2 separate regions of the Homo sapiens genome follow, and region 2 is linked to region 1. A link is a loop called in an ENCODE intact Hi-C map of the cell type or tissue named here. Cell type or tissue: PC-3. All regions are shown on one strand. Links, peaks and the distances in the headings refer to the core of each region. The heading gives the core; the rest is flanking DNA. Region 1 overlaps MIR99AHG (mir-99a-let-7c cluster host gene). Region 2 has its middle 170 kb from the start of USP25.

The links. Peaks named below come from ENCODE experiments on the same cell type or tissue, not always from the same donor. Only the 100,000 strongest peaks of a DNase experiment are listed, where the experiment ranks them.
Region 2: it touches region 1 in a loop (19-fold over the local background); 22 of 110 quality-filtered maps call a loop at or near these places.

Annotation. Positions count from the first base shown.
Region 1 is chr21:16,323,117-16,336,269 of GRCh38, forward strand. All of the region lies in intron 4 of MIR99AHG (mir-99a-let-7c cluster host gene), which reads left to right. Among named protein-coding and RNA genes, the nearest start is that of SNORD74B, 45 kb to the left of the region's middle. In PC-3, for the core only: CTCF peaks have their summits at 7,429 (motif pointing left) and 7,644; a DNase peak (open chromatin) is centred at 7,405.
Region 2 is chr21:15,889,594-15,902,746 of GRCh38, forward strand. No RefSeq gene overlaps it. Among named protein-coding and RNA genes, the nearest start is that of USP25, 170 kb to the left of the region's middle. In PC-3, for the core only: a CTCF peak has its summit at 5,124 (motif pointing right); no DNase peak of the experiment used is centred there.

The DNA of each region.
Region 1 (13,153 bases), core at 3,011-11,010:
TTCTATTCACTTTTGTCTCTAAAATATTTTTGGTATTTTGTAAACAGCAATAAAAATAGCAAGAGTAAAATTTGACTTCATGGAAACTTAACTGTGACTGGACCTCTTTTAATAATTTTTATTAATTTTGACTCCTGTGAATTTTGATGTTTGGAGGTTATATATTTCCAAACTTAAAAAACAGACCTACAATAAATTAGATTGATTATTCCTAGTGAAGTACTTTACTAATATTATTGATATTATTGTGTAGTAGTTATTAGGGAGTCTAAGAGGAAGACTATTTTTATTATAGGGAGGATGGTTTCAACTGACAGGTTTTAAACTAAAATGTTTAAGCATTTTAGACATTCTATTTTAATAAGTATGTTTTAGTTTTAATTTTTTTAAGAATAAATGTGAAATGAATGATTTGGATATAGGTTAGTTTATGGAAATTTTTGATGATGACTATGTATTGATTACTTTTCATTTCAGGTTATTGATTATTAAAATGGCATTATAAAGAGATAGCTCCAAAATAACAGTGTCTTAATTACTTGAAAGACATGTTGTTTTAATATTGCACTGTAACATACCATACCATATTTGGTGATTTTTTTTCTCTATTCCAGTTTTGTATGCTACTGTAGGGCATAGAATGTGAGTAGCACCCCTAGAACTCAAAGTATATTTTTATGTGAAGCTGAAATGTTTTTAACTTGACTCAGCCAGTTAATAATTTTTGGATTTGGCAAGCTTCAGTACGGTCCTATTTTTGAGAAAAGCCAACAAAAGTATTTATCTTCTAATTCAATGTCCTTTTTTCCCTTAAAGAGATTTTTGTGTGCAAATGCTTATAAATGTATTGTTATTACAGTAACACTAACATATTCTATTTCTTTCTACGGTGCTAAAAATAATTAACATTTATGGTACATTTAAACTTTTGTCAGTCAGAAGATCTAGTTATTAAACCAAATGAAATAGGTATAACAATACCTTCTGTATTGGAGTTAGATTATCTCTGAAAGTAATACACACATCAGATGTTATATGGTACCACCGCTACCTCAAAACCATGCATCCTAATATGTTTATTTATAATAAAAATTTTAAATCAGTCATACATTTTCTTCTGAAATGCATACATAGCATATGCAATGGACTGGTGGAAATACTGTACCATTTCTCATTACTTATTAGAATGACTTAAAATATTGGTTTTGGCTAAACAACTAATCAGTATTTTAGTGGAACAGATTTACAACCTTTCCTGACAGTAAAATACACTTTTTGTATATAACATTTCTTACCCAAAGACAGTTGGCACAGTAGTAAACTTAATAATCACCTCCAGAAATAAAACATGGAAAAACAATGTTAAATTAAAAACAATTGGCAACTTTAGATATACGTATATGCTTGTGTGTATGTTAATGTGTGTATATTATACACACAGAGTTTATACAGGCATATAATAATATACCATTATGTATTATATATATATATAACATAGACATATAATATATATTTAAATAAATTATATAAGTATATATAAGTAAATTATATAAATACATATAAATATGTAAACATAATTATATAGATATATAATTATAAAGGCAATAGATTCTAAAACTCAAAACAGACACATATAAAGAGAAAGTTACTAATCATTTCCTCCTGTCATCCTGAGGCAGCCAATGTCAGAGTGTGGTGTGTGTTTCTTTACCTCACTCATGAGCTTCTCCAAGCTCAGAAAGCACAGATGCACGTTTGTACATCTCTTTTGTTAGAAAGAGAGATGTGGTTTTGTTTCTGTGGTTTGTTTTTATACAGAAACTATCAAACACATTGCTCTTCATTTTGTTTTTTATAGATACCCCTTCAAATTAATATACAGAATATTCATATTAAGGCATGCTATTTTTAATTTAAGGAAATAAAAATCTGGATATTCATTGTCTTTCTTTTATCATAGCCATAGTAAAAAGTACCAATATTGTCATGGACTGCAAATCTCAGGGATATTTTAACTCCAGATCTGGTAATCGCATGAAAATGACTCTGATGTCTATGGGAAAGCAGGAAACCAAGATTTACAAAGTGAATTGCAATTTGGTAGACAATGTTCTTTTACTGATCTACTTGTTATCTAGTGCTATCTATCTCCAAAAATACCTGATCCTCATGGTAGAATACATGCTTCACTATGATATAATGGTTGTAGTTTTCAGACACCGTATTTGGTGAAAAAAATCACATTATAAAACCATACGTCAGTAGAAAGGAATGAGTTAGGGAATAGATTTGCTAAGCTTCTACCAATGGTATAAAGGCGGATGCAGGATTTTCTTTAGATTAAGACTAGGTATAATGAAGAGAGCAAAAATAAGTTAAGCCATGGATTAATCCAAGTGAATACAGTTCAAGGAAAATAAACATGATACAATCATATGTAAGAGTAAATAATATTCCTCAATGAAAACATTATAACAATTTTGTTTAGAATGCCATAGGCCATCAGAAAGCTGTATATATATATATGTATTATATATTGTATACACTCATCTATTACATATTTAACATGTATTACATACATATTAATGTTTATTATATATTCATATTTCACGTAGTATACTGATATAGTATACCTACCATACTGTTAGGTGCATCTGACTTTTTCCATCTTAAATTTTGCATGCACAAAGTATATTTCTTGTACAAAATTTAAATCCTAACAATAATATAGCAAAGGTAGATCATGCTTTTGAGAAGCTTTTTAAATTAACAAGTGTTTAAAAGTCTTTGTATATATGTCTGTTACATGTGTGTGCTATGTGTGTGTGTGTGTGTGTGTGTGTGTGTGTGTGTGTGTGTTTAGCATTGAGCCTAAGTTCCAAGCAACCAGTGTGGGTCAGGCAGATTTAGTTCAGCTGGAACGTAAGGAGAAAATTGACAAGAATGATTCAATTCAATCTATCAACATTGATTAAATGCTTACTATACACTAGGTACTCTTCTAAACGTTCAGGTCATAGTAGTGATCACAAAAAGTCCCAAGCAAACATGGTTCTTATATTCTACAGGTGGTGCTGGGGGCACATAGAGAGGAGGAAGACATTAAGCCAAAAACCAAACAAATAAAAAGCATCATACTGTTTTTGACAGTGTCAAATAGTGTGAAGAAAAATAAAGTTGGTTGGGTGTCTATGGGGAGTGTTTCTTCTATTTTTGGTTGCAGATGATTTTTTGCAGTTGGTAGCATCTGAGAAGAGACCTGCAAGAAGTGAAGAAGTATGCTACCAGGCATAGCCCGGGAAAGGGCAGCCCGAGGCAGGGAAAAGAGCCAGTGAGGTTTTCAAGGAGAGCAGAGTGTGGCATATTTGAGTTATACCAAAGACAATAAAATGGTGAAATAAGGCCATGAAAGGCCTTGTTGGCCATATCAACAATATTGGATTGTTTTTCCTAAGTCAGTTGGGAAGCCCTTGGAGGCGTTTGATCAGTGACGTCTCAGTTCATATCATAGATAAGTGAATATGCATATTTTAAGAGTTCACTCTGCGGCCGGGCGTGATGGCTCACGCCTGTTATCCCAGTACTTTGCGAGGCCAGGTGGGCAGATCACGAGGTCAAGAGATTGAGACCATCCTGGCCAACATGGCAAAACCCCATCTCTACTAAAAATACAAAAATTAGCCAGGCGTGGTGACCCACGCCTGTTATCTCAGTTACTCGGGAGACTGAGGCAGGAGAATCGCTTAAACCTGGGAGGCGGACTTTGCAGTGAGCCGAGATCACACCACTGCACTCCCGCCTGGTGACAGAGTGAGACTGTGTCACAAAAAAAAAAAAAAAGAGAGAGAGTTCTCTCTGCTACATAAAAACTAGCCTGAGAGGAAACTGGGAAATTGGTTCAACGCTTATGGCAGTACTTTGGAAGAGTGAACTTGTAGACACTAGGTGCTTCAAAACAGAATGATATTAATAACATAATATTTGATTTATAATTTATCTACTTCTCACAACAGAATAGAATAATATGTGTAGAGCTTTAAAGCAATACTAGCATACAGTAAGTTCCATGGAAATTCTAACTATTAACTTTATCCTCTGTATCATCATAATCACCATCATCATTATCCAAATCCTTAATAGATGCTCTTGGGAAAAAGGTCATTTTAAATGATATTACAAATATGACCCTCTTTTCCTCACTAAAGTCAAGCATAAGTTAAAGGATTTGAGGATGTGCCCTATTACAGAGTTGTTTAAGAATTTTACGTGTAACATCCAATGTTTTTTTCATCCTTAAGTTGTTGCATGAGTTATAATTAAACCTAATTTAAAAAAACAGCTAAACTAAATTGGCATTGTTTCTATTTACATTTTAAAAATTAAATCCTAATCAAACTTTTCCTCTTCATTTATATGAAAATTTTGTCTCCAAATGTGTACATTTATTTTCAGCTGACTTTTCCCAGCCTGTTCCTCTTAGATAGAAATGTCTTCTCTGTACTATTGTTTTTATATGATTTTTTTCAATGCTCAACCCTACTTGATATACATACATATACACAACCATGTACAACATTCACTGTACTCTTTGAAATTCATGGCTTAGCACATGAAAAGTAGCATATTAAACTTTAAAATAATACAAATATATTTGGTTATCCTTGAAAAATATAAACATTCGCAAAAAATATCACCAGCCGCACATACATATATTCATATAAAATAATGTATATTAATAAAAAACTTATATAGGCAATGATACAATCATTAAGTGTTAGCTTGGAAGTAGATGGTATCAGAAAATTAGAAAATAGTTCTTGTGTAAGTTATTCTTCTACTAATTGGTTCTTAGTTTCCTGAGGACTGCTTTCTTAAAAACAGATTTACATGGTATGCAGATCAGTTTTGTGTAGTGTTTTTGTTTTGTGGTTACTATTATTTTGTTTGTTTTATGTGTGTATTTTTTAAAGTCTGACAGAGTGATAAATGGTGCTAGTTTTAACTTGAGCTTCAAATACTGATTGATATTTTTTAAACATACACCTTTGATACAATAACAAAACAAATAAAAACAGAGCGTTAAGTCAAATGGAGAAACTAGCACAGATAAAATGTTCTAGTTTTCTGATCTATGCCTGGCAAATAAATGTATGTACTTAGGGAAATTTGGTGTGTTTTCCTATGTGATACATAAACTGGATAATTTTAATATATTCCCCATTTTGGACATTATATTAGAGTGAGAAAAACAGAAAATATATTTAAAATCATAAAAAGTATTAGTAAAGTTCTGAAATTAAAATAACTCCATGAGTATTTTTTTAAGAAAATATTTTCAATTTAGTGATAAATGAGTTTGTATATATACGGCCAAATCCAAAATAGTCTAAAGCTAAGATTGAGGCCTGTCTCAGCTAAATTACATAAAATCAAATGATAAAAGTTGACACTTAACTCATCTTGGACTTTGGATGTAAAACATATGTTGCTGATGTTAGTTTGACATGTGTCAAACACCTTCAAAATGTATGTATGAATATTTATATTCTTCATACATACCTGTTTATGGGATAATATTGAAATTAAATAACATTCTTAGAAAATTAATGTGACAATATCCAAACAGAATTGAGATCTCAGACACAAAACATCTGAGTTTAGGCCTATTTGCCATTGACCTATTACTAAAGTGCTTCTGAAAAATGTCCTCACAGAAGGTTGTTTGGCCTTTCATCCTGCTCCAAAGTGGGTGAGCATAGCTCAGCTGATGTCTACAAACTGTCAGATTCTATGAGCAGAGATCGTGTTTTTCCTTCTAACAGTATAAGTTGCCGTTGTTTAATCTTTTGATGTGGCTCTGGAAGAGAATATGGTCATTGGTACTCACTCTAGGGAAGAAAAAGAGCAGTTGGGGGTGGAGGGAGGAGGATGCAGATTGAAAGACGTAAAATAGTGGCAAAAGACAGTGTTCCTTCTCCAGAGGTGAAGACCTGAGTCCCAGCTGGGAGACATGTATCAGTTTCTGTGCCTGGGAACTTCACATCTTTGGCACCTATCTTGTGCTCAGTGTAAGTCCAGCATTAAGATATATGTATTTTTCCTACTGCATAGCATCTAAATGGAAACCAGTCATATCATTAACTGGTTAATTAACAGATAACAAAGAAGCCAAATTAAAAAACAAAAATAAAAATTCTGCCTTTATTAGACTAATTGAGAGGCCCCAGGTTTTCACCATGCATGGTTGCTTTAGAACCTAACTCCCCAGGAAGATGTGGCTCCATTCTGCTAGGAAGCAGTCTAGAGCAGCACTATGCAAAGTGGGGTCCATGGGCCAGGCCCTTCTGAGAACAGTTTGATACCCATTAGAAAACATGGAAGTACAAAAATAGAGAGTAAGCCTTTAGAAAATTTCATAGAAAATCAACCCAACATTTGTCTGTTGATTCAAGTAATAAAATATGAATGTTTTAATGTCAGTTTTTACATTTAGTTTCTCTAGTTATCCACTTTTACTGTAAATTGGAAAACATTACTTCATGATTTAGGAAAAAAATAGTCTGGCTTAGACCACAGTTAGTTTGAGAAGCACTGGGGTAGCACTTTTAGAGTTTCAACACAGATCAATATAAGACAAGTGTGATCAATGGCAAAAGTATTTTCAATCCCTTGAAACATCAAGGCAACAATGAGGTTGCATAATTATATCCCTAAAGAAATTTACATCTTTATTAATAAGCTTTGTCCTCTCTCTTTTCTTAAGTATTCATGTAAAAACATTCTGAATGCAAAAAATCATATTTAAACACTAAATAGAATGTCAGTAGAATTGCATTTGTATGTGTTAAAATCCTATTGTCATTTTACTATAAACTTCTTCTCTCCTTGCTGTTATTGCCTAACTTCTACAGGGCATTTGTATGTGGCCTTCTTAAAACATTTACTGGAAAGAAACTTAATAAAAATAAATTTATCAATCCAAGATGTGATTTCTCATGAGAATCTTGAATATCTGCATTTAGAAATTATATATATGGTCATTTATAGAAAAAAGGAAAGATCTCCTTAAAAACTGGAATAAGAAAATGATTTATATAGTCATGCTAACAAAATATCTTATTTTAGCAACCACCTGTCTATCACTCTTACCAGTGAAAATTATTCATAAAATAGCTGCTCCTTATAACTAGGGGTAAGAGATATGCAAACAAGACTGCTTTTAATCTTGAAAAGCATGCAAAACAAAATTTAAACATAGACATCAAAAGAGAAAAACTGTTCTCCAATTTGTCACCAAGTCATTGCTCCCTATATTAAGTCCAGCAATTCACGAAACCCTCACTCATTGTTTGCAGTGCCCTGTAGCAAGCTGGAAGTGTCTTTATATGTATTATTAAATTGCCGTTACTGCCATCTAGTGGGAAGAAATACTCCCTGTCACTATGTCAGGGATTGTACATAAAGCCCTAAAGTTCTAAGTGTAAAGGGAAAGCCACAGTTTGTGTGAATCGCAGAGAGCAAAATGGCAAACTGAAGACACAATCTCATGACAATAGAGACATAATAGACATCTATTCACCGAATAAGTTAAAGAGGTATGTAGGACGAAAAGAAAGGGTGTGGGGAATGCATGCATTCACGAGAATTCATTTTGTGTACACCCAAAATTACATCTAAAGTATTATTTCTTATTGAACACAGGTTACCTGAACCAGGACATTTTATTACATGTAGACTTATTTTGTCTTTACCTTTTGAATGTAGATGGATTGTTTTGCATGTGCTTATTAAGTCTTAAAAATGAAGACAGCTTAGATCTGTTCTTAAAAGGTAAGGTTCATACGAAACACTGTAACGAGGGAATCTTGTTACAATGCAGATTCAGACTCCCCGGGGGTCTGCATTTCTAGCAGCTCTTAGGTGATACCATGCTCCTGTTTATAGTCAGATCATACTTTAGGCAGTTACAGGCTTCGAGTGGGTTACCAAAGGGAAGGAGTCCAGAAATGAAGCAAACTCCCCCACAGAGTATATTTCACCGCTTGTTATCTTGTTGTTATAATGTAATAGACTAGTTCATTCAATGGCCTATACAGTCAAATTGCCAAATTCATTTCTTGAGTTTGTTACTTAACTATGTAGGTAAACTTGGACAAGATATTTCACATCTCTATGACTTAGTTTCATCATCTGTAAAATAAAATAAATCATAACTAAATATATCTAAATAGACATACATAAATAACTATCTCATGGTTCTTATGGGAAATAAATGAGCTAAAATCTCAGGATGAGCCATATGAAATTGTCCTCTTTATAGATGAAAAATAAACATCCACAATTTTATATAGTTAAAACTAAGTATGTAAATTATTTAGTATAATATGTAGCACCTAGTGAACAATAAATGTTAGTATCAGCAACAATTGTCACTGGGTAAATTCATAGACACATGAATGTACTAACACCCTAAAAAGTTTCTTTCAATGAAGAAAATTTTGACATCAAATACACATTATGCAGTAGCACATATAAACCACGAGGACATAAAAAAAAAACAAAGACTCTGGATAAAATTAATAATATGATAAACCTGTTCTGGGGAAAATAGGCCATGAAAGTATCTATTGTTTTCTAAATTATTAGAGCAAGCATACTTCATGTTTTTGAATTCTTTGTCGTTCTTACGCTGTAAACATTTTTACATGATTTCAAGCTATGTTACATTCCTTAGTTGTATGGTGAATCATAAAATGTGTGATAAATTATTTATATTTATAAAGTTTTGCCTCAAATAATAGCATTTAGCACTGTGCTTTGATGAAGGGACATTCATTTGTATGAAAAGCAGTTCTGCTTCTTTTGAGTACATTTAGTCACTTTGCTTAAATGAATAGATATTTCCTAATTTTGACCCTCAGGTTTTAAACTTTGCTTGAAGTGTACTGATTTTTGCTCTTGTGAAGTATTGTTGGTGAACTACAGAGAAGCATGTAACATACTATAAAACTATAAACTTTAAAATTATGAGTTAGAATCTGGTTGGTATTAACTTAAATTGATGTTAATGGTTACATATACAGGCTATCAACTGAGATATATTGTAATTCTTTCTAAGGAGTCCTTCTTTTTCTAAAATTTGAAATCTTTTCAACCTTTTGATGTATATAAAATATTTGTTATAAACCTGTTTTATAATGAAAGTAATTTTTATTACCACGTAGTTTAGAGACTAAACTTGTAAGTTTCAAGGTTAGTGGAAGAAAGAATTTAAGCCACTATAATCTATTCCACATGGGCAACAAAGTACATTTAAGGAATAAAACTATTAGACTATATTTATTGAATGATGAAACTCAAGCTGGTGTTATATAAAGTGATGAAGGAATTACTGAATTCTCTTTTTTTCGTTTTTTGAGATGGAGTCTCGCTCTGTGGCCCAGGCTGGAGTGCAGTGGCACTATCTTGGCTCACTGCAACCCCTGCCTCCTGGGTTCAAGTGATTCTCCTGCCTCAGCCTCCCGTGTAGCTGGTATTACAGGTGCCCACCACCATGCCTGGCTAATTTTTGTTAAATTCTCTTTTCCAAAGATGCGATACTATTATTCTGTTGCAGCAACAAAAACTGGGTATACACACAAAATAATTGAAAACATGATATTTATACATCTAGGCTCATGTCAGCATTATTCACAACAGGCAAAAGATGGAAGCAATCCAGATGTTCATTGGAAAAATAAAATATGGTGTGTACAGACACTGGAATGTTATTCAGCTGTAAAAAGGCATGATATTCTGATACATGCTATGGCATCAAAGATCATTGAGAACATTATGCTAAGTAATATAAGTCAGACACGGGAAAACACATGTTTTGTGATTTTAATTATATAAGGAATCTAGGATAATTAAATACATAAAAGCACAAAGTAGATCAGTGGCTACCAGGAACTGAGAAGAGGAGGAAATGAGGAGTTAATATTTAATAGGTACAGAGTCTCAGTGTGAGATGATGAAAAAGTTCTATAGTTGGACTGGTGATGGCTGCGCTTTACACTTAAAATGACTAAAATGATACATTCTATACTGTTTTGTATATTCATTTCAGTACAATAAGAATAATTTATAAAAGACGCTAATGAGCTCCTAGTCATCATATGACACAAAGGTGTCTTTTAGGAACCATGAAATTAATTTAAAAAAAAAGTCTACTCTCATACCTACACAGCTATTTTCCGTCTGTTATGGTAAGAAACAGAAGTTAAGGTTGTTAACAAAAATAATTTGGAAAGCAAGACAGGAGATCAACTGTTTGCATCACTTTAGGCGAAGTTAATTGACACTCAATGTCTGTCTTTGTCTTTTCAGGCTGCTAAAACAAAACATCGTAAATTGTCTGGTGAGGGCCTACATTCTGGTTCATAGATGGCATCTTTTCACTGTGTTCTCACATTGGTGGAAAGGAAGAACTCTGGTTTCTTCACTTCCTTATAAGGGCACCAATCTTATTCACGAGGGCTTCACCCTCGAAATAATCACGTCCTCAAAACCCCCACCTTCTAATATTCTAATACCATCACGTGAGGGCTTAGGTTTCAACATAAGAATTCGGTGGTGGTGGGGTTGGGGGGAGAGGGAAACAAACATTCAGACCATATCAATGCTTTATTTTTCTCTTTTTAAATCTGGCCATTGTGAGAATTACAGGAGAATTAAAGGCATCTGTCATCATCCCAGACACATAGTAAGTTCTTAATATGGGTGGTTATTGTTATTTTTTCTGATGTTGTTATTGCTTGAACTTTCAAGATGTAGGGACAAAAGTTTTATATAAATAACAAGAAGTTCAACTAAACACTGTATTGTACATCCTGTAAATATGTAGAATATGGAGGCACAAAAATGAGCTTTAGGACCAAAATACAAATATGTTAAAATAGTTTAGACTCAAGTGTTAATGCTAGATGGTCAGTCCTGAACTTTGCCACCCTACTATTATCAGAGAAGTGAAAAATAATAATTTTTTTTTCTTTTTTCTTTTTTTTTTTTTTTTTTGAGACGGACTTTTGCTTTTGTTGCCCAGGCTGGAGGGCAACGGTGCAATCTCGACTCACCACAACCTCCATCTCCGAGGTTCAAGCGATTCTCCTGCCTTAGCCTCCCAAGTAGCTGGGATTACAGGCACCTACCACCGGGCCCGGCTAATTTTGTATTTTGAGTATAGACGGGGTTTCTCCATGTTGGTCAGGCTGGTCTCAAACTCCCGACCTCAAGTGACCCACCCGCCTCAGTCTCCCAAAGTGCTGGGACTGCAGACGTGAGCCACCATGCCTGGCCTCTAAGAATAAATAATAATCTTACCAACTATTCTATATAAGCATTTTTGGCCCACTGAACACTGTGATATGTAACTTCATTGCACCTTCACATCAACCCCACCAAAATATACGTAACAATAGGCTAACTTTAAAATTCCCAACTAAAACAAAAATTGTGACCAGTAAATTACAAAGTTAATAAGAGACACAGTCAAGGTTGAACACCAGGTCTTCTGACTCTAAGTCAAACTCTCTCTTTATTCCCTGTTGTGTATCATAGGTTGCTGTAGACCAAGTATTGAAAATCTTGTGTTTTCTTCATTTTGCATTCTTAGTTTATGGGATTATTCAGAAAAAATTAGGAGAGAATACAGTAATTCAAAATCTACAGATTTTTTAAGACACAGATTTTTGGACATCAGTGTTCAAATCAATAGAAAGTCATGCTTCCCTTCAGCAGCCTTTATTTTGACAATTTTAAGGGGCAGGTACACTAAATTTCTGCTGATTAGATGGAATGAATCCTATCCTTAAATCATAAAGAGTGTTAATGAATCTGGTAGCAAAAGTTGATTGCAGACTTCTTACAATGACACCATGGGATGACAACTGTGTTAACACAATTTTGAATATCTCATTAAACATTTTTTCTCTGCATGTATATTTTTCCTTTTTTTTTTTTTTTAGACGAGTCTTGCTCTGTCGCCCAGGCTGAGTGCAGTGGCACAATCTCAGCTCACTGCAAGCTCCGCCTCCCGCATTCACGCCATTCTCCAGCCTCAGCCTCTCGAGTAGCTGGGACTATAGGCGCCCGTCACCACACCCGGCTAATTTTTTGTATTTTTTAGTAGAAATGGGGTTTCACCGTGTTAGCCAGGATGGTCTCGATTTCCTGACCTCGTGATCCACCCCCCTCGGCCTCCCAAAGTGCTGGGATTACAGGCGTGAGTCACCGCGCCCGGCCTTCTTCATACAAATTTGTTCATGTAATATATTAATTGCCTGCCTACCTTCCTATTACAGGTTTCTTAAACTTTGGTAGATTCTCTTTTGTTTCTGTTCACCAAGGTCCTTCTTCATACGAATTTGTTCATGTAATATATTAATTGCCTGCCTACCTTCCTATTACAGGTTTCTTAAACTTTGGTAGATTCTCTTTTGTTTCTGTTCACCAAGGTTTTGCCAGACCAAGCTACAGGCAGATTTTTACCATTAACAGCTCCTTCTAAAGTTATTCACGTTTGGTCAGTACTCTGGGCTGAAATTCCAACCATCAGTACTCTTTCACTTTGAAAAATAAGCTTGTTTGACTTTATTTGGAAACATATAACTGGATTGCTGTGCTGGATGCTAGTGAGCAATGGTTTAAGGACCCCGTTTATTGTAGGAAAGTTTATTACATTTTGTTTTCATACTGCTTTACAGGGTTGGAATTTTTTGCAGCATTGGTATATAGACAACATGTCATTTGTTTTAGTTGCTACATGACACCTTAAAGTTTATTTTTTCTCCAAAGGAAATGGCAACTGTATTCTTTAAAAACACCTATGTAAAAATGAAATAACTAAACTTGTTTTTAGAGTATTCTATATTCTAGATGGATAATGCCGGAAAAAAAAAGATGCATGTGTACAGCAAAACTTGTTTTATGAAACAACTCCATGGGCCAGGAAAAATTAGTTGCCTAAGAAAGATGTATAGTTAACTGAAAATTAAACACATATTGTCTTTGAAATTTATAAGACATTTAAAGCATCCATTTAACTTATCGGTGGTCTCCATATCTGTATAGTTGATGCCAGAAAGAGAGAATAAAAGATTACCTAGAGAAATGG
Region 2 (13,153 bases), core at 2,061-10,060, 430 kb before region 1:
TGACCTTTAATTTGTTTGATAGCCAAAAGTGTGTTCTTCGCATTTCAAAATTTTTAGTGAGAGCATATTCCAATATGTTAATTGACTATTTGTATTTCTTGTATAGTTAACTACCTGTTTACATCCTTTACACTTTTTCTTTTGGGTGTTTATGTCTGTAACTTGGCAGTAGCTCATATTAGGAATCATTATTATACACGTTGCAAATATTTTTACAATTAGTTTATTTATTATTGCATTATAACCATGCTTACGTAGTGGTGCTCTACTATTTCTGCCTTAGGTATAATGTTTAGAATTTTCTCTGGTCAGGGTTATAAAAATACTCATGTTTCTCCTGATATTTTTATGATTTCATTTTTAGATCAGTCTTTAATGCAGTTGACAGTTACATTAAAGTAGTGAAATAGTCAACATTTTCTGTCAGTATTATCTGGTTGTCATAATACCATTTATAAAATAATTCCTGCTCTTCCTCATTGATCTAAAATGTAACTTCCACTAGATAATCATATTTATGTTTGATATTTACAAATACTATTCAGTTCTATTTTGTCTGTTCAGCTACTTTCACTGATTTAATTATTGTTGCTTCTTGTTTGACTATATATTTAAAATATTTGTTTTATAACTAATACAAGGTTTCATACCTAATAGGTCAAGTATTACTTCCCAACACATACACCCTTATCTCTTTCATAATTCCATACTCTTTTACAGATAAACTGTAGAATTATTTAATCTTCCTTCAAATACAGGTTCTATTGGTATTCTGATTATAATACAGGATACATAGATACATACGACATTGCATGGGTCACATAAATTGTGGCACCTTTTCAATATTAATATTCTTATTCATAAAGAATATTGTTTGTCCTATTAGGTTCATATGCCCCTCAGTAAAGTTTTTAGATTATTTTTCTTTAGTCAGGTATCTTAATGTGTTTTAATGTTCTTGTATTTATGAATGTGCTCCTTTTTTCTCCCCCTTTACAAAAATGTTTTCTAATTGAATATTTTCATTTTTTAAATCTCAGAACCTCTTCACACAAATTAGTAAGGGCCTCAGAGAACTTTTATGTTGGCAGGTATGTCTGCTAATATTTACCACTTCAGAAATTAAAAATGTAATTGAAAAGTGACATGTCTATGTAACATTTATGTTAGCATAAATATTTTAAGTGAAAAATGGCTAAATTTTTTGCCTAGCCCTTCTTTTGGAGGCTTGTAGGGAAATAAAATACTGATTATATCTGTCCCTGTACTCACACTTCAAGAATAACACATAGAATTAACTTGGAATTTGGACTAGCAAAGACTGAATTATTGATCATCTTAAAAATGGATGGAAATCATTTTTCATGGTAGTCGTATGATTTCTTGGCAATTAGCTAATTTCTCAGGAAAATTAAGGGTGACAGTGTGGAAGGTAGGCATCTCCGTCAGTGTGGAAATACCACCCTCTAAGACAACTGCTTTATGCGTGGGTTGTACTTCCCTTGCCGCATAGTTTGAAAATGTCTCCAGGAAGAAAGTTTACCGGGTGTGCTTTACTGCTCTCAAGTATTGCAGCCTTGTGCTATCCATTGTCCAGACACTGAAAAGAATTGCTTCATATATTTTTACCCAACTTTGATTATTAATGGCAGGAAAGTTATTCAGATACCAACTGTTCCATGATGGTTAAATCTCAGAAATCTATAATTCTCATAGAAGATACCATAGGAGAGTATCTTTAAATCTTGGAATAACAATGGGTCTCTTCATACACACACACACACACACACACACACACACACACACACACACACACAAATTAAACATGGTGGAAATTTTTGACAAATTTAACCACATTAAATATTCTGTCCATTAAGATTCCCCAAAGATGGTGGAAAGATGGCAGGTTAGTGGGAGAAGATATTTGCAGCATGCAAGGCAAGATGACAATGCACTAATAACAAAATTTCATAAAACAATGGACTTGGGGCTTGGGAAAAATAATTATGACATGCTTTCTGAAGTGTCCCCAGATAGTTTCATAAAAAATGGAGCAAATAGGCTAAAGAAAAACCCATAGACATCATGTTCAAAAGAACTGATGACAAGGCATGTTCATAACCCATAAAATACAAGTGGATGCAGCTAAATAACTGCAATACTTTTGAAAGAGTTTGGCAGGTTTCGAAGATGTGAGGAGCTACAAAGCAGATTAAAAAAAAAAAAAAACCTACCACACATACATTTAAATCAATACAAACATGCCTGATAATTAAAACAAAAAAGGCTTGAACAAGCACTTTACCAAAAAAAAAAAAAAAAAAAAAAACAACGAAAAACTAATCAACGTGGAATGGTGTTCAGTCTTATTAGCAGCCAGGAAAATGCAAGTTAAGGCCACAAGGAGATAACACCAAACACATGTAAAACTGAAAAAAAACATTTAGCCATCCTCACTAGCAAATGTTGGTGAAGATGTATCTGTAGTAGTGGGAACACTCATTATACTGGTGTGTGTGTAATTCAGTCCAACCACTTTGGATTACTTTAAAAATCTGAAGTTATGAGTATATTCAGCAATTCCTAAGTATTTTTTCTAAAGATATCTAGATACATGCGTATCATTTTACATGTACAAAATGTTCCTGGAAGCGTAGTTTGTATTAGCAAAAACTGGAAACAAATATCCATCAACAGTAAGCACATATTGCACTATATTCATATAATGGAATACTGTACTGCAATAGAGAGCAAACCACGGTGCATGTATCAACAGGAGTGAAATAGTATTGAATGAAATAAGACAAAAGCACATATAGTGTAATTTATTTAATGTTCCAAAAAACCTTAGGTAAACCCAAAACATACAAGAATGCACTCATGTATAGTAAAACGAAAAAGACAGAAGGATTGCCATGTAAGTTAGATTAATCATTACTTGTAGGAGGGAGGAAAGATGTATGGTTTGAAAGGGACATTTGGGAGTGGCTATACTTGCTTCTAATATTCGATTTTGTAATCTGTAAGTTTGCAATTGAAGTTATACACTTGGGATTTAGAGTAGGATTGTCCCTTGGAGATATAAAGTTAAATACAAATATAAATCATCAGCTCTGAGATGCATTTATAGCCAAGGAAATTCATGATACCATGTAATGAAATGATAACGAAGAGAAGGGCCTACGACGAGTTCTGAGGAGCACTGAAAGGTTCTATGTTGGAGGGAAAATCTGCAAAGGAAATAGAGACGAATATTGAATGAAGTAGGAAAGTCTGTGTCTCTCAGGAGAATTCTTCCAAGCATAAGAAGTAGGCACCTGTGTGAAGTGCTTCAGAGTAAAATGAGGATAGATGAGTAGGCAATCTTGACAAGGGTTATTTCCGAATGATGGGGACCAAGGCTCGTCAGAGTGGCTTCAAGAGTTCAGTGGGGACTTCTTTTCCCAGAAGCATGCATCATACAGCTGGAAAACACTCCCGTTAACAAGACACAGGATTGAAAAAAGTATTAATATTGAAACAGTTTTCATGCATTCCTCAGACTAAGAAGGAAGGAAACAATATTCTTAGTGGCCAAGAATCAAGGAAACCTGAAATCATTTTGACCAACTGATCTAAAAGGAGGAATAAATTACTTTTCCAGTCTCCCCATAGGAAATTTTACAAAATTATTAATATGTGAAGGGGTGTGGCCCAAAATGAATAAAATTACAGAGACTACTGGATTTAATGATATTTATTGGTATTTGTCATATTTTTGTAATTTTAATTTTCATCCTAAATAACTTTCTTCACAATTTTACATTTTAAAATTTAACAACTTGTCCTCCCAGTATAGATTGGATCGTTAGGCCATGAAACATAATTCTGGTGAGTAAGCAGGGGAAAAAAAAAAAAAGAGCCTAGGGCCCATGCAAAAGGCAAAATTATCAGGAAAAAGGGAGAAAACTTTCTCCCCCAAAAAAGACAAGAAAACAACTTGCGTTTTTTTATAATTTACTCTAGATGAAGGGAGCAATTCATACAAGCTGAGTATTTGGTTATGTGTGTTTGAGGCTAGAGTTGACATTGCATAGATTATCTGAAACATCTCAAAATGAGTACTTTCAAATGGCTCCAGGTTTGTAGTGATCCCAGGAACCTGGCAGTAACAAAATTAAATCCTTTGTGAGTTTAATTGTTAAGTGTTGGCTTTGAGGAACATAATATTTTATTTTATTTGATATATATAAGCTGTGACCAAAAGGTAAATATAAACATTTGTAGAAATTTACCAAAAAAAAAAAAAATTATTTCAGATGTGGATGGTGTAAAAGAATTGACAGAAATAGCATGATAAATATAATCATGTTTATCAAATTAATCATCCCAAAAATGGGGCCTAAATTATCTTTAGAGCCTCTCTCTAATTTCATGGTGAGTTGGTTTGGGAGAGGAATCTCCCAGATCCCCGTTCAAGGGAGCGTTTCCTGCTGGCACATCCTTCAGGGTCTACCTCAGCTGCAGAGGGTCACTAGAGGGCTTACTTTTCCTGCGGTCTCCCACATCTTGGGCCCATGGATGCATGAATAAGTGGTCAAGCCACTTTGGCCCAATGCAGGGCCACGTATGCCCTAGAGTCCTTCACTGGGTTGACCATGCCATTGATCATCATAGTTGTACTTCTCTCTCTACCCAATCCTAACTTTCCTAATTCTGTCCACAGATGCTGATTGATCTAATCTCGGCTTGTGGAGGACGAACCTCTTGCATACACTTACCCAAATAATTTACTGTGATTAGGTTTCTTAGGTATACCGATGCAAAAACAGAACGAAATTCATCTTGCAAGCAACTGTCTCTCATTATAGGTTAGTAAATGAGTGTTTTGTTTAATAAACATATCTATTAATTTTATTAATCCAAACTAGTTCACCTAATAGTACTCAAAATAGCAAAGATAAATGGTTAAGCTAGAGGCTTCCCTAACATGAAAATTGACTAATAATTTTGTTAAATGTCTCTATGCTGTCACCAGTGTGTATATATTGGCCATTCTTTTGATCACTTTATTGATATATTTTGCTTGCAGTTGAAAAAAAGATAGTTATACTTAGATAACTTGATTGCTGTCTTCTAAATTCCCAGTAGGTGGTGTCATAATACTGTATTTAGGGATTTTTTTTTATTTATTTAATAAAGTGGAAAAAGAAAGTGCAAATGTGTTTACTTAAGTATATGTACTTGCATTTTAAAAGTGTTTTGGTTTTATTATGAGATGACACTGTTATAAACAACTTAATTCCTTATATGTTTCTTCAATTCACATTTTTACTAGAAAATATGTACTGACAGTTTTATTCTTTTATTCTCTAGAATGATACAAAACTACCTAGTCAAAAGAACAAGATGGCCACAATGTTTACAGAAATATTTTCTCATGATCTTTTTTTACTCTCATATCTTAGACATATGAAAAAAAAAAAACCGTACTTGTCTTGGAAGTCAAACCAGGATCTGTCATTATAATTATTGTAACCTTATTTACACTCAAAATATTTTCTATTTTTGGCTACACTTTTCAAAAACTCTCTACATCATAAATAATTCACCTTTTTGGAATTTTGGCTATTTCTAGTTGAGTTGTAAGTAGTTCTAATTTTTCTACCTTACATTTTAGTAATCTTTATATGTTTACTTTCACAATACAACATGTGCTCAGATAGTTACAACTCAGATAGTAGTGTGGCCTCTATGCAAGGATGACTCTCAACATTCCATGAAACATTCCATGTTTTTAATGTCTTCCCAGCTGGGTCATAAGCCTTTTGAGTGTGTGGCCCGCAAATTAGTAGGTTCTTTTGTTTTTTGTTTTGTAATCACCGAAATGCCTATATATAGTAGTGTTTGGTAAATACATATTGAATAAATGTGATGCTATGTAAGTTTAAATAATTCTCCTTGACTCTCCCTGTACTCCAGAGATTAGGTGACTTCAGTGTGAAATCTATTGTTTTGCTAATTTAATGCTTGTGATACTTCAGTAGTCAAGAATCTGAAGATCTGTACTCTCCACGGGTTGATTTTTAATGGAATGATGTAAATTGTTTTGAGTAGAAAGTGAAACTAGGCTGAACTTGGCTGATGCCCACCTATGTTGGAAATATTTAAACCAGCCCTAGCCAGAGAGAAATTGCCCATCTGGTGGTCAGAACTTGAGTTCTGGCAAGACTCGCTGCCACAAGCTAAAGTGCTCTGGTGCCCTAAATTAACTTGAAAGGCAGTCTGGTCTAGGTGAATCCAGGTGCTGAACTGGCCTCAGAACCACTGGACTTGGCGGTGGAGGGGGGCATGTAACTTACTGAGACACCAGCCAGGATGGCTAAGGGAGAGCTTGTGCCACCACCCCCCAAACCCCAGGCAGCACAGCTTGTGACTCCAAAAACCCCTTCCTTCCACTTGAGGAGAAGGGTGTGGGGCTGTAGTAAGGAGAGCTTTCTCCTGCATCTTGGATACCAGCTCAGCCACAATAGGATAGGGCACTAGTTAGAGACATGAACCCTCATTTCCAGGCCCTAGCTCCTGGGTGACATTTCCAGACACAGATCAGAAGGGAGTCTGTTGCCTTGAAGGGAAGAGCCCAGTCTTGGCAGGATTCATCACCTACTAACTGAAGAATGCTTGGGCCCTGAATAACCAGCAGTAATACCCACGTAGTATGCTGTGGGCCTTGGGTGAGACTCTGAGACTTGGTGGCTTCAGGTACCAGCTTGGCCACAAGGGAGTAGTGCACCAAATGGGCTCTTGGAGATCTCTGATTTAGGCCTTGGCTTTTGGACAGAATGTTTGGACCTGCCCGTGAAAAGATAGGGAAGAGTGAGAAGAACTGCATCTCATTGTTTGAGTGCCAGCTCAGCTGCAGTAAAATAGAATTCCAGGTAGATGTCTCAGATTTTTGACTCCAGTCCCTGGCTTCTGGATGGCACCTCTGGACATGCCCGAGGCCTAGGGAGCTCACTGCCCTAAAGGGAAGGACACATGCCTGGCTGGCTTTGCCATCACCTGATTTGTAGAGCCCCAGGGACTTGAGTGAACATAGGCAGTAGCCAGGTCGTGGTTACAGTGGACCTTGCATGAGACACAGTGCTGTGCTGCCTTCAGGTCTAACCCAGGGCAGTCCCAATAGTAGTGGCGACAGGGGTGCTTGTGTCACCTCACCTCCAGGTGGCTCAGAATGGAGAAAGACTCTTTGTGAGAAAATAAGAGGACAAGAGTCGCTGTCTAGTAATTCAGAGAATTCTACCAGATCTTTTCCAAGACCACCAAAGTGCTACATCTACAAGTCTGCAAGAACCACAGCATTACTGGGCTTGGGGTGCCCCCTAATGCAGATATGAATTAGGTCACAACACCCAAGTCCTTTTGAATGTCTGGAAAGCCTTCACAAGAAAAATGGGTAAACAACAAGCCCAGACTATGAAGACTATAATAAATACCTAACTCTTCAATGCTCAGACACAGATGAGCATGCATAACCGTAAAGACCGTCCAGGAAAACAACCTTGCCAGATGAACTAAATCAGGCACCAGGGATCAATTCTGGAGAAACAGATATGTGACCTTTTGGACAGATAATTCAAAATAGCTGTGTTGAGGAAGCTTAAAGAAATTCAAGATCACACAGAGAAGGAATTCAGAATTCTATCAAATTCAACAGAGACTGAAATAATTAAAAGGAATCAAGCAGAAATACTGGAGTTGAGAAATACAATTGGCATACTGAAGAATGCATTAGTCTTGTAATAGCGAATTGATTAAGCAGAAGAAAGTGAGCTTGAAGAGAAGCTATTTGAAAATACACAGAGGAAGCAAAAGAAAAAAGAAAAACAACGAAGCACACCTACAGGATCTAGAAATAGCCCCAAAAGGGCAAATCTAAGAGTTATTGGCCTTAAAGAGGTGATAGAGAAAGAGATAAGGGTAGAAAGTTTATTCAAAGGGATAGTAGAGAGCTTTTCAAACCTAGAGGAATATATCAATATCCAAGTACAAGAAAGTTATAGAAAATCAAGCTGATTTAACCCGAAGAAGACTACTTCAAGGAATTTAATAAATCAAACTTCGAAAGATCAGGGAAAAAGAAAGCATTCTAAAAGCAGCAAGAGAAAAGAAATAAATAACATTTAAAGAAGCTTCAGTACATCTGCCAGCAGACTTTTCAGGAGACAGTAGCATGATATTTGTAAAGTGCTGAAGGAAAAATTCTCTTACCTTAGAGTAATACATCCAGCAAAAATATCCTGTAAACATGCAGGAGAAATAAAGACTTTCACAGACAAACAAAAGCTGAGGGATTTCATTCACACTAGGCCTATCCTACAAGAAATGCTAAAGGGAGAACTTCAGAAAGAAAAAGACATTAATGAGCAACAAGAAATCATGTGAAAGTATAAAATTCACTGGTAATAGCAAGTACACAGAAAAACACAGAATATTATAACACTGTAACTGTGGTGTGTAAACCACTCTTAAGTAGAAAGACCAAAAGATGAATCAATCAAAAATAATAACTACAACAATTTCCAAAACATAGTACAATAAGATATAATTAGAAACAACAAAAAATTTAAAAGTGGGGAGACGAAATTCAGTTGTAGAGTTTTTATTTTCCTTTTTCCTGTTTGTTTATGTTGTTACATAACATAAACTTAACAGTGTTAAGTTGTTACCAGCTTAAGATAATAGGTTATAAAATAGTATTAATATTTGCAAGCTTCACGGTTATCTCAAATCAAAAAACATAATGGATACACACGCATAAAAAAACAAGAAATTAAATTATACTACTAGAGAAAATCACCTTCACTAAAAGGAAGACAGGAAGGAAGAAAAGGAAGGGAAGACCACAAAACAACCAGAAAACAAATAACAGCATGGAAGGAGTAAGTCCTTACTTATCAATAATAACATTGAATATAAATAAAGTTTCCAATCAAAAGTGGCTAAATGTATTTTTTTAAAAAAAGATTCCATGATCCATTGCCTACAAGAAACTTCATCTCTAAAGATACACATATACTGAAAATAAAAGAATGGAAAAAGATATTCCATGACAATGCAAACCAAAAAAGAGCAGGAGTCACTATACTTCTCTCAGACAATTAGATTTCAAGACAAAAGCGATAAGGAGAGACAAAGATTGTCACTGTATAATGAAAAACGGGTCAATTCAGCAAGAGGATATCACAATTTTAAATATATATGTACCTAATGCTGGAGCACCCAGATACATTAAGCGAGTAGAGGTAAAGAGAGCGATAGACTCCAATACAGTAATAGCTGGAGACTTACCAACACTCCACTCTCAATATTGAACAGAGAATCCAAACAGAAAATCAGCAAAAATGCATCAGATTTAATTTGTACTGTAGGCCAAATGGACCTAATAGATATTTACAGAATATTTTATCCAATGGCTGCAGAATACACATTCTTCTCTTTGGCACATATATTATTCTCAAGGATAGACCATAGGTTAGGTCACAAAACAAATCTTTTTTAAAAAATTTGTATTTTGGGTTTGGAGGTACATGTGAAGATTTGTTACATCGATAAACATGTGTCATGGGGGTTGTACATATTATTACATCACCCAGGTATTAAGCTCAGGATCCAATATTTCTCTTTTCTGTTCCTCTCCCTCCTTCCACCCTCCCCTCTCAAGTATACCCCAGAGTCTATTGTTTTCTTCTTTGTGTTCATAAATTCTTACAATTTAGACAAAACAAGTCTGAAAGCATTAAAAAAAGAAATAACATCAAGCATCTTCTCTGACCATGATGGGATAGAACTAGAAATTAATAACAACAGAAATTTTGGAAACTACACAAATACATGGAAATTAAGCAATATGCTTCTGAATGAACAGTGGGTCAATGAAAAAAATTAAGAAGGAAATTGAAGAAATTAAGAAGGAAGCATATGTGCCTACATCGAAAAAGAAGAAAAACTTGAAATAAACAACTTAACGATCCATCTTGAAGAACTAGAAAAGCAACAGCAAACCAAACCCAAAATGAGTAGAAGAAAAATAATAAAGATCAGAGCAGAAATAAATTTGAAATTAAAAAAACACAAAGGATCAATTAAACAAAAAAGTTTTTAAAAAGGTCAACAAAATTGGCAAACCTTTAGCTAGACTAAGAATAAAAGATTCAAATAAATAAAATCAGAGATATACAAGGAGACATTACAACTGATAGCACAGAAATTTAAAGGATCATTAGTGGCTACTATGAGTAACTTATGCCAATAAATTGGAAAACATAAAATAAATGGACAAATTCCTAGACACATACAACCTACCAAGATTGAACCATGAGAAAATCCAAAATCTAAAGAGACCAATAACAAGTAAAAACAAAAGCCATAATAAAAAGTCTCCCAGCAAAGAAAAGCCTGGGATTCAGTGGCTTCCCTGCTGAATCCTTCAAAACATTTAAAGAACGATCAATCCTACTCAAGCTATTCCAAAAAAATACAGGAGGAGGGAATACTTCCAAACTTATTCTACAAGGTCAGTAATAACCCTGATATCAAAACCAGACAATAACATCAAAAAAGACAACTATAGGCCAATATCACTGATGAATATTGATGCAAAAATCCTCAATAAAATACTAGCAAACCAAATTTAACAACATATTATAGATAATTCATTATGTCCAGGTTGGATTTATCCAAGGGATGCAAGAATGGCTCAACACATGCAAATAAATTAATGTGATACATCATATCAACAGAATAGAAAACAAAAACTATATGGTCATTTCAACTGATGTGGAAAAAGCATTTGATAAACTTCAACATCTCTTCATGATTTAAAAAAACTCTCAAACAACTGGCTATAGAAGGAACATACCTCAACATAATAAAAGGCATATATGACAGACTCATAGCTCTTATCATATTGAATGGGGTGAAACTGAAAAACCTGTCCTCTAAGATTGGGAACAAGATGAGGATGCCCACTTTCACCACTGTTATTACACATAGTACTGGAAGTCCTAGCTAGAACAATCAGACAAGGGAATGAAATAAAGGACATCAAAATTGGAAAGGAAGAAGTCAAACTATTCTTGTTTGAAAATAATATGATCTTATATTTAGGAAATCCTGAAGACTCCACCAAAAAACTATTAGAACTGATAAATTCAGTAAAATTGCAGGATACAAAATCACCATAGAAAAATCAGTGGCTTTTCTATATGCCAGCAGCAAACAATCTGAAAAAAAATTCAAGAAAATAATCTCATTTACAATAGCTACAAATAAAATAAAATACCTGGGAATTAACCAAAGTAGTGAAAGATTTCTACAATGAAAACTATAAAACATTATGCAAGAAATTGAAGAGGATGCAAAAAAATGGAAAGATACTTCATGTTGATGGATTGGAAGAATCAATATTGTTAAATGTTCATATTACCCAAAGGAATCTACAGACTTAAAGCAATCCCTATCAAAATACCAATGATGTTCTTCACAGAAATAGAAGAAAAAAATCATGATATTTATATGGAGCCACAAAAGACCCAGAATAGCCCAAGCTATCCTGAGCAAAAAGAACAAAACTGGAGGAATCACATTACCTGACTTAAATTATGTTATGGAGCTATAGTAACCAAACAGCATGGAACTGGCATAAAAACAGACACATAAACCAATGGAACATAAGAGAGAACCCAGAGATAAATCTATACATCTACAGTGAACTCATTTTTGATAAAGGTGCTAAGAACATTCATTGGGGAAAGTCTCTTCAATAAATGGTGCTGAAAAAACTGGGTATCTATATGAAGAAGAATGAAACTAGACCTCTATCTGTCACCATGTATAAAAATCAAAATGGATTAAAGACTTAAATCTAAGATCTCAAACTATGTAATTTCTATAAGAAAACATGAGGAAAACTCTCCAAAACATTGGTTTGGGCAAAACTTCTTGAGAAATACCCCATAAGCACAGGCAATCAAAGCAAAAATATACAAATACAATCAGGTCAAGTTAAAAATCTTCTGCACAGCAAAAGATGCAATCAACAAAGTGAAGAGACAGCCTACAGAATGTAAGAAAATACTTGCAAACTACCCTTCTGAAAAGGGATTAATAGCCAGAATCCATAAGAAGTTCAAATAACTCTTTAGGAAAAAAAGTCTAAAAATCCAATCAAAAAATGGGCAAAAGATTTGAATAGACGTCACTCAAAAGAAGACATGGAAATAATAAATATAAAAATGTGCTCAACATCATCAATCATCAGCTAAAGTGCAACTCAAAACTACAATGAGAGATGTCTTCTCACCTCAGTTAAAATGGCTTGTATCAAAAAATCAGACAATAACAAAAGTTGACGAGGATGTGGAGAAAAGGGAAACCTGTACACGATAGGAATGTAAATTAGTACTACTATGGAAAACAGTTTGGAGATTCCTCAAACAACTAAAAATAGAGCTACCATACAATGCAGCAATCCCACATAACCCAAAATAAAAGAAATCATATATTGAAGAGTTATCTGCACTCTCATATTTATGGCAGTATTATTCACAATAGCCAAGATTTGGAATCCACCTAAATGTTCATCAACAGATGAATGGATAAAGAAAATATGGTACATATACATAATGGAGTATTATTTGGCCACTTAAAAAGAATGAGATCCTGTCATTTACAACAACATGGATGGAACTGGAGGTCATTATGCTAAATGAAATAAACCAGTCTCAGAAAGAAAAACTTCACATGTTCTCACTTATTTGTGGGAGATAAATATAAAAAAAAAAAATGAACTCATGGAGATAGAGTAGAAGGATGGTTACCAGATGTTGGGAAGGGTATTAAGGAAGGTGGGGTTGGTGAAGTGGGGAGGGTTAATGTGTATAAAAAAAAATAGAATAAATAAGAACTAGTATTTGCTAGCCCAACGGGGTGACTGTAGTCAAAAATAATGTAATTGTATATTTTAAAATAATTAAAAGTGTATAACTGGATTGTTTGTAACACAGAGGATAAATGCTTGAGGTGATGGATAACCCATTTACCCTGATGTCATTATTATACATTGCATGCATGTGTCAAAAGATCTCATGTAACCCATAAACATATACACCTA